2 separate regions of the Homo sapiens genome follow, and region 2 is linked to region 1. Evidence: chromatin loops called from intact Hi-C (ENCODE). Cell type or tissue: PC-9. All regions are shown on one strand. Each heading gives the region's core, and the rest is flanking DNA. Links, peaks and the distances in the headings are about the cores only.

What was found. A loop is a pair of places that touch in the nucleus more often than their neighbours do. Peaks named below come from ENCODE experiments on the same cell type or tissue, not always from the same donor. Only the 100,000 strongest peaks of a DNase experiment are listed, where the experiment ranks them.
Region 2: a loop joins it to region 1, with 2.0 times the contacts of the local background. A loop is called at or near these places in 1 of 110 quality-filtered maps.

What each region holds. Positions count from the first base shown.
Region 1 is chr5:145,528,290-145,534,079 of GRCh38, forward strand. It overlaps a transcript of PRELID2 not described here. Among named protein-coding and RNA genes, the nearest start is that of PRELID2, 300 kb to the right of the region's middle. In PC-9, for the core only: no CTCF peak of the experiment used is centred there; a DNase peak (open chromatin) is centred at 3,212; H3K27ac peaks cover 2,143 bases.
Region 2 is chr5:145,585,343-145,591,132 of GRCh38, forward strand. It overlaps a transcript of PRELID2 not described here. Among named protein-coding and RNA genes, the nearest start is that of PRELID2, 250 kb to the right of the region's middle. RefSeq lists an enhancer at 1,807-3,006. In PC-9, for the core only: no CTCF peak of the experiment used is centred there; a DNase peak (open chromatin) is centred at 2,479; H3K27ac peaks cover 1,384 bases.

The DNA.
Region 1 (5,790 bases), core at 516-5,515:
ATTTTGCTCTTCGTAGTATCCTCAGTACTTATCACAGTCCTAGGCTCACTATAGATACTCAGTAACTATTTGTTGAATGACTAAATGCTTAAACGAATAAATAAATCTATAATGACGGAAGCTGGCAGACAGGCCCAACTTTATAAAGGAGCTGTTCACCCAACAGAGAGCAGGTTTCTTTTCCTATCATCAGCTCACGAGAGAGAGAGAGCACATACATGCAAAGGGATTTTATATTCCACTGAGAATTTCCATACCTCTCATCTCAAGTTTTTATCACAGTGAAAGGGATTCTAATTCACTTACTTTTTGTAAGGCATACTGGTATACTTGACAAATAAAAGAGCCATAGACAATCAAAATGCCATTCTGCTTTGGGCCGTTTCACTTCATTCTAAACTACACACACACACACACACACACACACACACACACACAGAGAGAGAGAGAGAGAGAGAGAGAGTAAGTCACTCTCACTCACACACAAGAGAGACCAAAAGGGAAAATTAAATTTCCCCAGGTCTTTTCAAAAATCAGATGCATACCTCATCAATGTTTATTCAACTTCCCACTGTGCTGATTCTCAAGGAAGCAAATGATGTTTAATGGGAAAAAAGAGTAACTTAGAAGAATAAAAAATAAAGCTTACTATCAGGCTCTCCTCCATTCCCCAACTATATCCCTAATCTTTCTAGACATTTTACCCAACATCTCCCTCCGTTTTCCCTGCTAGGGCATATTAGCAGTAAGGTCCCACAGTTGGATTAATTGGATCAATGCTGAAGTTTTCATTTGCTACTTGAGTTTAACAAATTAATTTGGCATATAATGAAATATTGTGAAACAGTTTCAGAATGGATATTGCAAATACTGCCTTGTTCAATTACTGTCAAAATGCACATACAAGAAAAATATGAAAATCTGAACATATAATTGCAGACTTAATTACCGCTCTGTGCTAACCAAAGGCAATCATACTGAATTTGTCAAAGCATTTAAACTAGTTCTAAAGTCTTTCTCTAATTCCAAAGAAATGAGAACACATGAGCAAACACTAAACAGACAACTAACTCAGTCTTTCTCATTTTTCTTGGGTTGTTAAGACGGCATGAGAACAATCAGACCAGGATTTTTCAATGGGCCACAATTATGAATCTGTTATTACAACTTCATGGTTTATAAAGTACTTTAATGTACATTATCCCATTTGAATTATCTTGAGAATCGTGATTGTGTGTGAAATTTAACAATACTGTCACTTGTCCTCAGAGAATGACAATTCATTTATTTAAGGAATATTGACTGAGTGCCTACTATGTCTCACACTGTTCCAAGCACTAGGAAACAGCTGTGAACAAGACAATGTTCCTATTCTAATAAGGCTGACATTGTAGTGACAGATACAAACAGTAAACACACACAAACAACAAAAAAAAGCAAAATAATGTTAAGATACAAAATATGTGTCTGCTTTAGATTGGGTGTTCACTAAACGACTCTCTGACGAGATATTTGAGCATAAGCCCTGAAGTCTATGTTAGTATATCTGAGAAATGTCTGATCCCTACCTACTTAGTGCTGTCTTGATTAAACTATTAGCACGTTTTATGTAATAATCAAAATGCCTGAGATGACCATTTATTTCAATCTTCTTCCTGCTCATATTGTGACCAGAGCAAGTGCTTTATACAATGATCTGCTTTACTGAAAGCAGATCATTTGCACTAGAATATTGCTTTATGTCTCAGATAACTTCACATCTATTTTTCCTCTGATTTTCAGAAGAGGGTACTATTATCCCTGTTTTTCAGGTGAGAAAGCCGGGGCTTGCCGCAGATCATACAGCAAGTGAGTAACTCAAAATTCAAGACTACTGACTCCTAGTCCAATGCCCTCTCCAGAATACATTTACAGTAGATAGAGAACGCCATTCAATTTACTCAACAAGTATTAACATAAAATTGTTTCATTCATTGCCAGTTGATAGTGATTGCTCACGGTGAGAAAAATACAACTTTTGACCTTATGATGCTCCCAGTCACATTGGGATCACATTTAAATAATTCATTACAAACTCATGAGAAAAGTATAACACCTTGGAGAATCAGAGGAGGAGTTCCACAGGGGCATTGTTTAACCTGGGCCTTGAAGAATGAGTAGGAGTTTACCAAATAGAAAATAAGTCAAGAGGAGTTAGTCCAAAGGAAATTGGTCAAGTAGAGAGAGACAGGAAGGACGATGATGAGTAAGGAGAGCAGCAACCAGACTCTTGTGGCTGAGATGGAGAAGAAAGAATAAGGAGGGAGAGACAGGCCAAGACTCTGGTAACGAACGCAGGAACCGGTTGGCAATGGTACCAAACAGTAGGCTAAGAAATCAGGACTTTTTCTTGTCTGAAGTAGAGGTCACTGAAGCATTGAGAGCTAGTGAACAACAACACAATCACTAACTTAGAAAAAGCCTTCTGGAGGTAAAAATTGAGTGGAAGCTAGTCGTGGGTGGGGGCAGGAGAGCAGCTGTAATAGTCATAATTGCCCAAGGAGAAGCACAGACATCCTGAACTAGAACCATGCCATGTAAGTAGGCCGCTAATACTCCATCTTGAGTGGAGAAAAAATGGGAAGAGGAGAGAGCAAATATGTAGAAAGTCTTAGCTTTTTCAAAGTCCTCTCCAGGTCCTGGTATAGTTCAAAAGTTCTTTCATTTTGGTTTTGTTTTTTAATTGGAAGTAAATTCTTTGAAAGAAAAGTGAAGCCTTGGGCTTTAATTCTGCTGTTGTTTGAAAGTCTATATATATATATATTCAACCCCTGAGAGGGCTCTTTGATCTATCTCACTATATGGATGCTAGTCATTTGTTGCATGCCTCCATGGCAATAATACAATACATGCAGCCCGTGTGCATTGTCTGATCTTGTGTATATTGAGGAAGTGGGGGAAGGACACCTCTTGATTCCCCCCTTGAGTTGTTATGCTGTGTCTCTGGCCTTGACTGTTCTGACACAGACTAAAAAATCTTGTCCATTTCATTACTTTCTCTCCCCTAAAAGAGACTGTTTTGACAAGTGAGAGGTAATTGTTGTTTACTTCTGGCTAGTGTCAAAAGCTGTGTTTTGCTGGACACATGTGGCTGAGGCACTTCCTCCAAAGGGTGAAAGTTAAGAACTCTAACCTTGATAATTGAAGAAAAGGCTGGAAAACTGTTTGGCAAGTGGCCATCGTCTCACCCTTCACTGAAAGTATGATTCACCTCACAGGACTCCTCGCTCAGCTTAGGCCAGGAGAACAGGAAAGACAAGGAATCTGGAAGGCCCATTGCTCGTTAAAATGTGCAGCCTCTGCAGACTGTGCATCGGCAAGGCCATTTCCCCAGGCTCTGCAAGGCCTCTCTGCTGGGTTTGAATGTACAGATTCCTTGCTCTCATGCAGAGAAGGATCATCAGGACCTAGATCCACAAACATTTTATCTAGGCATAGAATAAGTGTAAATACCTGCCCCAACCTGCTAACCAATATCTACTGTCCTGTTTCTACCATTAAATCATTTATACTATTAAGAAAAATAGCTAATCCACAAAGAACCTTGATTCAAATCCTAGCTCTGTCACTTGCTAGCCATGTAGACTTGAGAAAGTTATTTCGTGTCTTTAAGTTGGTTTGCTCCTAAGTAAAATGGTGATACTAATAGAAACTATCACACAGGAGTGTTGTAGAAATTAGATGACAAAATATATGCAAAGCAGTATAATGTCTGGCTTGTAGTAACAGCTCAATAAATGTCCGTTGGCATGATTATCATTATCATCGTCATCATCATTTTCCTTCTCTGTCTTGCCTTACGTCTCTAATGCGGTGGTTAAAAGCATGAGTTTTGAAGTGAGAAGGACAAGTATTCTAATCCCACCCAGACCATTCATTAGGTGTGTGATTAACTCTTCTTCATCACCAAATAGAGATATGAATAACAATACTTACTCATAGGGCTTGGAAAAGTATTAAATAAGATCATCGATGTAAGACTCTTTTTTCTTTTTTTCTCCCCAGTTTTATTGGGTACAATTGACACAAAAATTGTACATATTTAGAGTGTACAATGTGATCCTTTAGTAAACATATACGTTGTAGAATGACTATATCAAGCTCATTAACAAATCAATTACCTCACATCCTTATCATTTTCTGTGATGAGAACATTTACAATCTGCTCTTAGTGACTGTCAAGTATACAAAAACTTAACTATAGTGACCTTGTTGTACAATAGATCTGCAGAATGTATTCCTCCTGTCTAACTGAAACTTTCTACCATTTAACCAATCTCTTCCCATTCCCCATCCTGCCCCCAGCCCCTGGTAACCACTATTCTACTCTCTGCTTCTACAAGTTTGAATTTTTTTAGATTCCACATACAAGTGAGATCGTGTAGTATTTGTCTTTCTGTGCCTGGCTCATTTCACTAAGCATAATTTCCTCTGGGTTAATCCATATTGTTGCAAATGACAGGATTTTCTTCTGTTTATAGACTGAAGAGTATTCCATTGTGTATATATGACATTTTCTTTATCCATTCACCTGTCGATGCACACTTGGGTTGATTACATATCTTGGCTACTTTGAATAATGGTGCATTAAACATAGAATTGCAGATGTCTCTTCAACATACTGATTTCATTTCTTCTGAATAAACACCCAGAAATGGGATTTCTAGGTCATATGGTAATTCTATATTTAATTGTTTGAGAGACCTCCATGCTGGTTTTCATAACAGCTGTACTGTTAGAATGGCTCTTAGAATGGGTCTTGACCACATGGTTCACACTAAATATATGTTATTACTATTATCCTTATCACCACTATTTCCAACAACACCCCAACTTAAGTGCCAATACACCAGTGACATGTATAAAATGTGGGAATGGGACAATGTAAAAGGCATCACTCCTATTTTCCTCTGTTCCTAATGACTTGGGGAGATCTGGGGCTGATGGGGAGTTCTATTTCTCAGTCCCGATGCTAGCACCAAAACAGTATAGACAGAAGGAGACTTTATACCGTACATTTAGGTTCAATATCTTGAACTCAAATGAAAGAACCCCACATAATAATTGGGATAGCATGAAAGAAAATATCAAAGTTATTGTTGCTGTTTTCTCTAGTATTCTGAATACTAAAAATCAAGGTGGAATAACTCTCTTTGAGCAGACCAAAAATAGACACTTTACTGGGTATTACATGCTTTGCTCAATGTTTTGTGTGCATTATCTCATTTATTCCTCACCATAGCTCTAAGAGTAACACACAATTGTTAGTCCCATGTGTGACTGGAGCTTACAGGGATTAGTGACTTATCTAAGTTTTCCCAGTTGCAGGAAGCAGAGCCAGCATATATATTTCCCTCTTAAATACTGTATTCCCTCTTTTTGATATGTTTGTTCAAGTTACATATTATCAATAACATAGTGACAGATTCAGTCAGTCATGCCTCCTGAAATTCTGTAGTTAGGATTCCAAATATTTGTATATTGGACAGTATCTGAGCAGCCTATTGCTAGTCAAAGCAAGAATTCAGGTGACCAACTGATTGGATGTTTCTCTTTTCATTTACATGTCTTAGATGCACAAAAATCTTTCAGATTGCCTTGTAGAGGCTGTCAGCTGGTAAACTTATCAGCCACAGAAGTATCAGTGATAGAAGTTGAAATTGGTGGATTATATGACTGAGGAGATTCTATATTAGATAGGAATTTGGACTCCAATTTTTATTTCCCTTCTAATAGATAAAAGTCTTTATT
Region 2 (5,790 bases), core at 561-5,560, 57 kb after region 1:
AATACCTAGGTGATGGGATGATCTGTACAGCAAACCATCATGGCACATGTTTACCTATGTAACAAATATGCACCTCCTGCACATGTACCCCTGAACTTAAAATTAAAAAGTTGAAGATTTTAAAAATGATAACAATAATTAATAGTTAATTTTATAGTGCTATGGTTAGAATTACATAAGGTAATCTATGTAATGATAAAGAGCCAGACACCTAGAAAAGTTGAGTATAATAATCGTCCATACCTCACAGGGTTATTTTGATACTTAAATGATAGTCATCTTAAAGTGCTTGGCCTAATGCCAAGCACATACTAAACAATAAACGAAGTCTACTATTAACTAAAAACAGGTTAACCAAGTCTGCAAAGGGACCTTTTTTTAATAGAGTGAGCAAAAGTAATGACTATAACAATGTCTCCCCTGCTTATTTGCATTCTAGTATACTTTCTTCAGTGGGACAGAATGGGGTGGGGTGTCAGCCTGGGGGCCAGAGATACCGAAAAGCCTTGGCACACCCATGAGAACAGAGTACACCACATGTGTGGACCCCTCCTCTTTGGTATCATCACAGATGAAAGACTGTGAGTCCATGAATCACTGCTGTAGATCATGCCATAAATCCGTGCTCTTGAAACCTAGAGAAATCCCTGGATCATCCAGAGATTTCGAGTCTATTGTTCCAGGCTCTTAATAACCCTTTCTTAGAACTGTGAAGCAAGTGAAAGAAAACTGAGAGTTGATCCACAAAAGCAGATTTCTTATAAGAAAAAGTCATATTGAAAAAATGCAGGGGACAGAAGGGCAGACAGAAGCCAAATTGACAGTGCTCACCCTGTGTCCTCCCCTTTCCTCCCACGAATTCCCCTGCCAGAAATGCCCTTTATTGCTGTACTTTGCATTTCCACACCCATTATCTCTACTTATATAAGTCCTAATTTCTGCATAAAACTTCTCCCATCAGTGCAGTTCACAATAACCTGTCCTTCCCTAACAACTCAATATTCATTAATAACATAAAGGCCAGGTGCAGTGGCTCACACATGTAATCCTAGCAATTTGGGAGGCTGAGGCAGGTGGATCGCCTGAGATCAGGAGTTCACAACCAGCCTGGGCAATACAGTGAGATCCCAACCCTAAAAAAGAAAAATTAATAACATTGCTTAAGTGCCCTTCTCAGTACCTAACACATAGTTTTATAACTGCTGCTAACTTATTAGCTGTCAGCTTGTTTTAATCACATACCAGCTCATTTTGTTATTTATTCCCTTATTCCCTCAATAAGAACATAAGCTCCTATGGGCATAGACTCATGCTTCTCTTCCACCCCACAGAAGTCCCCATATATCCGACATCTCTGAGCATGAGGTAGGTCAGACTCGCTAGATTTTAGAAAAGGAAAGTTTGAGATTATTAAATCCAACCTCCTAATAGTACTGATGAGAAATCTCAGGCCCAGAGAACTTACATAACTTGTTTGAGTTCAAATATATAGATGGTTATAAAGCCAGGATTATAACTATGACCTTTAGACCCATTATCCAGTGTTTCTCAACAATTCTTGTTATCCCTAATTCCAAGGAAAGGAAATATGACAAAGAAAGAGACAGGGGAGGAACTAAATATAAAATATACACACACGCACACACACAATTCAGTGAAACTAATTGGTTATTGTAAAGGCCAAATATGCCAAGAGTCTATCTGGCCTGCTATCAGACTAATGTTGTGAATGACTGCTGAATTATTACCCACAACTGGGTAATTGTGGCCAATGAAATGAAGATACAGCATCAAGCCAGGGAACATCTGGAAAACATATAGATCAAGCCTTATCACCATTCATTATCACCAATTCGTGGCTGGCTAAACTTGGCCACTCCCAGATGCCATGGAGTTGGGAAAAAAGTGTGAAAAAGTATCCTATTTGGTGTGTGATATTTCTGTAAAAACAGTCCTCGAGCTTGGAGAATGCAGAGACTTACGTTATCCTTTGTGGCAAAGCAGTTTACTTCTAGCCTTCGGGCCCGGGTGGCTGGGATGTTTTATACATCAGCAAGCATTAGAAAGATGCCGATGTCGAATTGACTTTCTCCTCTTCATGCATCTTCAGTTAACATCTGCTGACAGGGCATATACCCATGAAAACAGAGTCATAAAATTCAGCTCTAACTTTGCAGGAGATACTAAAATATATCTTTGGGGGCAATAGAGAACCTAGTCCTAATGATGTTTACATAGGAGCATAAATAGTAAAATTTGGCTTTTCTATCGCACTTTGAGAAAGCATAATACTTCATACTCAATTTTATTAGCTATTCCTTGTGGGCTTCCATTACATTATAATAAGGTACACCAAGCAAACTTTACAAACAGCCCAATCATGTCCTCCTTATTCAGCTGCAACCAAACTGTAAAATATCATTTCTATTTCCTTGATTCACTGGTATTTGACTCAGATTTTCCCTGGATGACTCAGCTACTCCCAGGCTGAAAACAAGCTTTGAAGATAACTTTTTTCAGGCCACTGGGGTACCTCTGAGTAACTTACTTTGAAGTATGATAGCAAATGAGTAAGAAGGAAAATTTCATTTCTGCCATTCTGGCAGCCACCACTTAGAAAGAGGGAGTAGAAATTTCTTAATTGATCATTTTTGCCTGCTTACTAGGATTTAGGTACAAGAAGCCTCATGCTGCCAGATGAAGCAAGAGGAAAATTCCATTTCCCTTCCAGCAGCCCCACTGATGTTTAATACTGTTTCATTCGTTTAGAACTACTCCCCTAACGAACATCACTGTCATCAACATCATCATTTCCATTTCTACCATTTATGGTATGCTCAGATATTCTAGGCACTATCTTATTTATGCTATAGTATATTTATCCTATACATAGATATTTTTCTTATGATACAAGTAAGGACACCAAAGCTTAGAGACTGGAAACCATCCAGACTGTTCACGTTGCCCTAATTCCTCCTGAGCAGCACATCTCCCTGCAGGCTCCTACTCAGCAAAGAACGCCATATGCCAAAAGCCCTACCTTTCCTTTCCCATAAAGAAAACTCCTATTCCCTCAAGTGTAATCAATCTGACTGCTTTTGTCCCAAATCGTACTTAAGTATGAATGAATGAATAGACCTGTAATCCACCCAGAGATTATTGTTCTTATATTCATACTCACATCTATATGTAGAAGACTATTGTCCCAAATTAATTTTTAACTCTTAGAATTTTAAGTAGTACAATAAGGTGGCATTAAGATAATTGAGAGAGGGTGCACATGTGTCAAAAATGAACTGACTTGGCAGGTCAGTCCTACCTCATGCTCTCCTGAAGCATTTACCCTTGCTCACAATTACACTCATGCCTTTGCCCAATCTGAGACGCCTGGATTCTCTCAAAAATAGTGATGATGATCCCTTCCCATCCTCCCTTGGAAGGCAGCACCAGCAGCAGCCAGGTTCAGAAAGGAAGTGAAGCCCTGCAATGACTGTTTAAAATCCACACACTGTGTTTTAGGGTATGCTTTTTATTGGTAAAAAAAAAAAAAATCGTCATTTTCTCCTGATTATAGGAGTGATATATGTTAGTAGTAAAGCATTCAGAAACTAGAGAAGATAAATAAGAAAATAAGTATCTATAATCTTACCTCTAGTTTATTACCACCTCAACTGTTTGTTGTATTTTCTTCCAGAAAGAGGGAGAAAGAGAAAGCTAGTGGCTGGCTATATAAATAAAATGTAGCAATTTTTTTGCACAAAATACCTACTGCACAAACAGTTTAAAATTCTCTGTGTGCCTAACCTTAATTTTCAATGGGTGCATAACTGTATTTTTGCATCATCCTTCCCTTACTGTTGAGCATTAGGTTATTACTCATGTTTTACTTTTATAAACCAGGCTCTGGTAAATGTCCTTGCATTCAAATCTTTATTCACATCTCTGATTACTCACGTTAGAAAGGCTCTTACATGTTCAATTACTCTACACAAGGTGAATTTTAATTTTAATACTTTTGATATACATTCCCAAAAAGTAAAGGTTAATGGTTAAAAGAGTGTAATTTACATGAAAACTATCTGAACATGTCCATACCACCACACTCTCGGTAGAATTGAATATCATCATTTTTTTTCTTTGCCATCATAACAGGCATAAGTCACATCACTTTCTTTGTTTTCAATAAACTATATTTTATTTCTAGTAAGGCTGAATTTTTTTTCATAAGTTCAGAAGGTTTTTGCATTTATTCTTATGTGAATTACCCATTTATGTCTTTTGTTATTTCATTAATTGTAGCCTCAGTGCTTTTCTGGCCTCATTGATTAGCTTTATATGCATTGCCACATTTATTGAAGACATTTTTCTAACTGTTTTCTTTTGTGATTTCTTATACTGATTTCATGTTTAGAAAATTCTTTCCTACACTAAACTCATATACATATTTTTCCATGTTTCCTTCTAGTATTTTATGGTTTGGGTTTTTATGTTAAGTTTGTAAATCCACTTGTAATTTATTTTGTTGTATGGTTTGATGTAAGAATATTATGTTTTTGCACAAACAACAAATGCATCCAACACCACTTTTTGAATAGCCCATCAGCTCCTCATTGGCTTGAGATGATGCATTCTTTAATATGCATGATATTCTTATATGTACTACATATGAATTATGTACTAGGATTACGAAGGGAGTATGAATTGCACTTACCAGACCTCCAAATTCCTACATATTCTCTGCTTATCTTTCCAACTTTACCTCCTTTCTCCCTACATTTAGAGCTCACTGGCTTTTTCTTATTCTTAAAAACTAAGCTATTTCTAGCCCCAGTGCTTTCACCAGAGTTTGTTCCTTCTTTCTGGTCTGGTCCTCCCCCAGATTATTGGATGGTTCCTTTGTCTCATTCTGGTGTCTGTTCTAAAATCCACTTCTGTGAGAGGTCTTTTCTGATCACCCAAATGAGAAATATCCCTTAGATACTCAAGTGTTCTCTGTTCTTTCATGAATTTTATTATCTTCATAGCATTTATTACAATCTAACATTTCCTTATTATTTATGTATGTGTTTGCTTATTTATTTATTTATTGTTTATCTCTCCCACTAATATGTAGGCTCAACAAGAGGAACCTTGGGACCTTGACTGTCTTGTTCAGCATTATAAATATTCTCTGAGCCTAGAACATGCCTGAAACATGGCAGATAACCAACAATCATCTACTACAATAATAAAGAATTTTAGGAATTTCATCAATATGTCAATTTATACTTGTATTAGTACCAGTCTTACTAAATTGTTACAAATCTAAAATGCATCTTAGTATTTGGGGGCAAATTCTCCTCATCCTATTTCTTTTCAAACTTACCTTTGTCTATTAGTCCAGATAATATCTAGAATCAGTTTGTCAGATTATCTGTCTCACATATACTCCATTTTATGTCCCATCCCGAGGAAAACTCTGGCCCCCAGAGTTTGCCTATGCCCCCCACTGACATTAATTAAAACCCATGAATACAGTAAGATAGAATGGACACTGTCTAGACTCATGGGAATATTGAATTGTTCAGTATTTTCATAAGACCACCTGATGCCCAAACTCAAGGAAACGCATGGATTCTTCAATCTGAAAAGATTAACTTGCTTCCTTACCAAATAAGAATTTAAGTTCCTTGGCTAGGCATGGTGGCTCATGCCTGTAATCCCAGCACTTCAGGAGGCTGAGGTAGGAGGATTGCTTGAGCCCAGGAGTTCAAGAACAGCCTTTGCAACATGGCGAGACCCTGTCTCTAC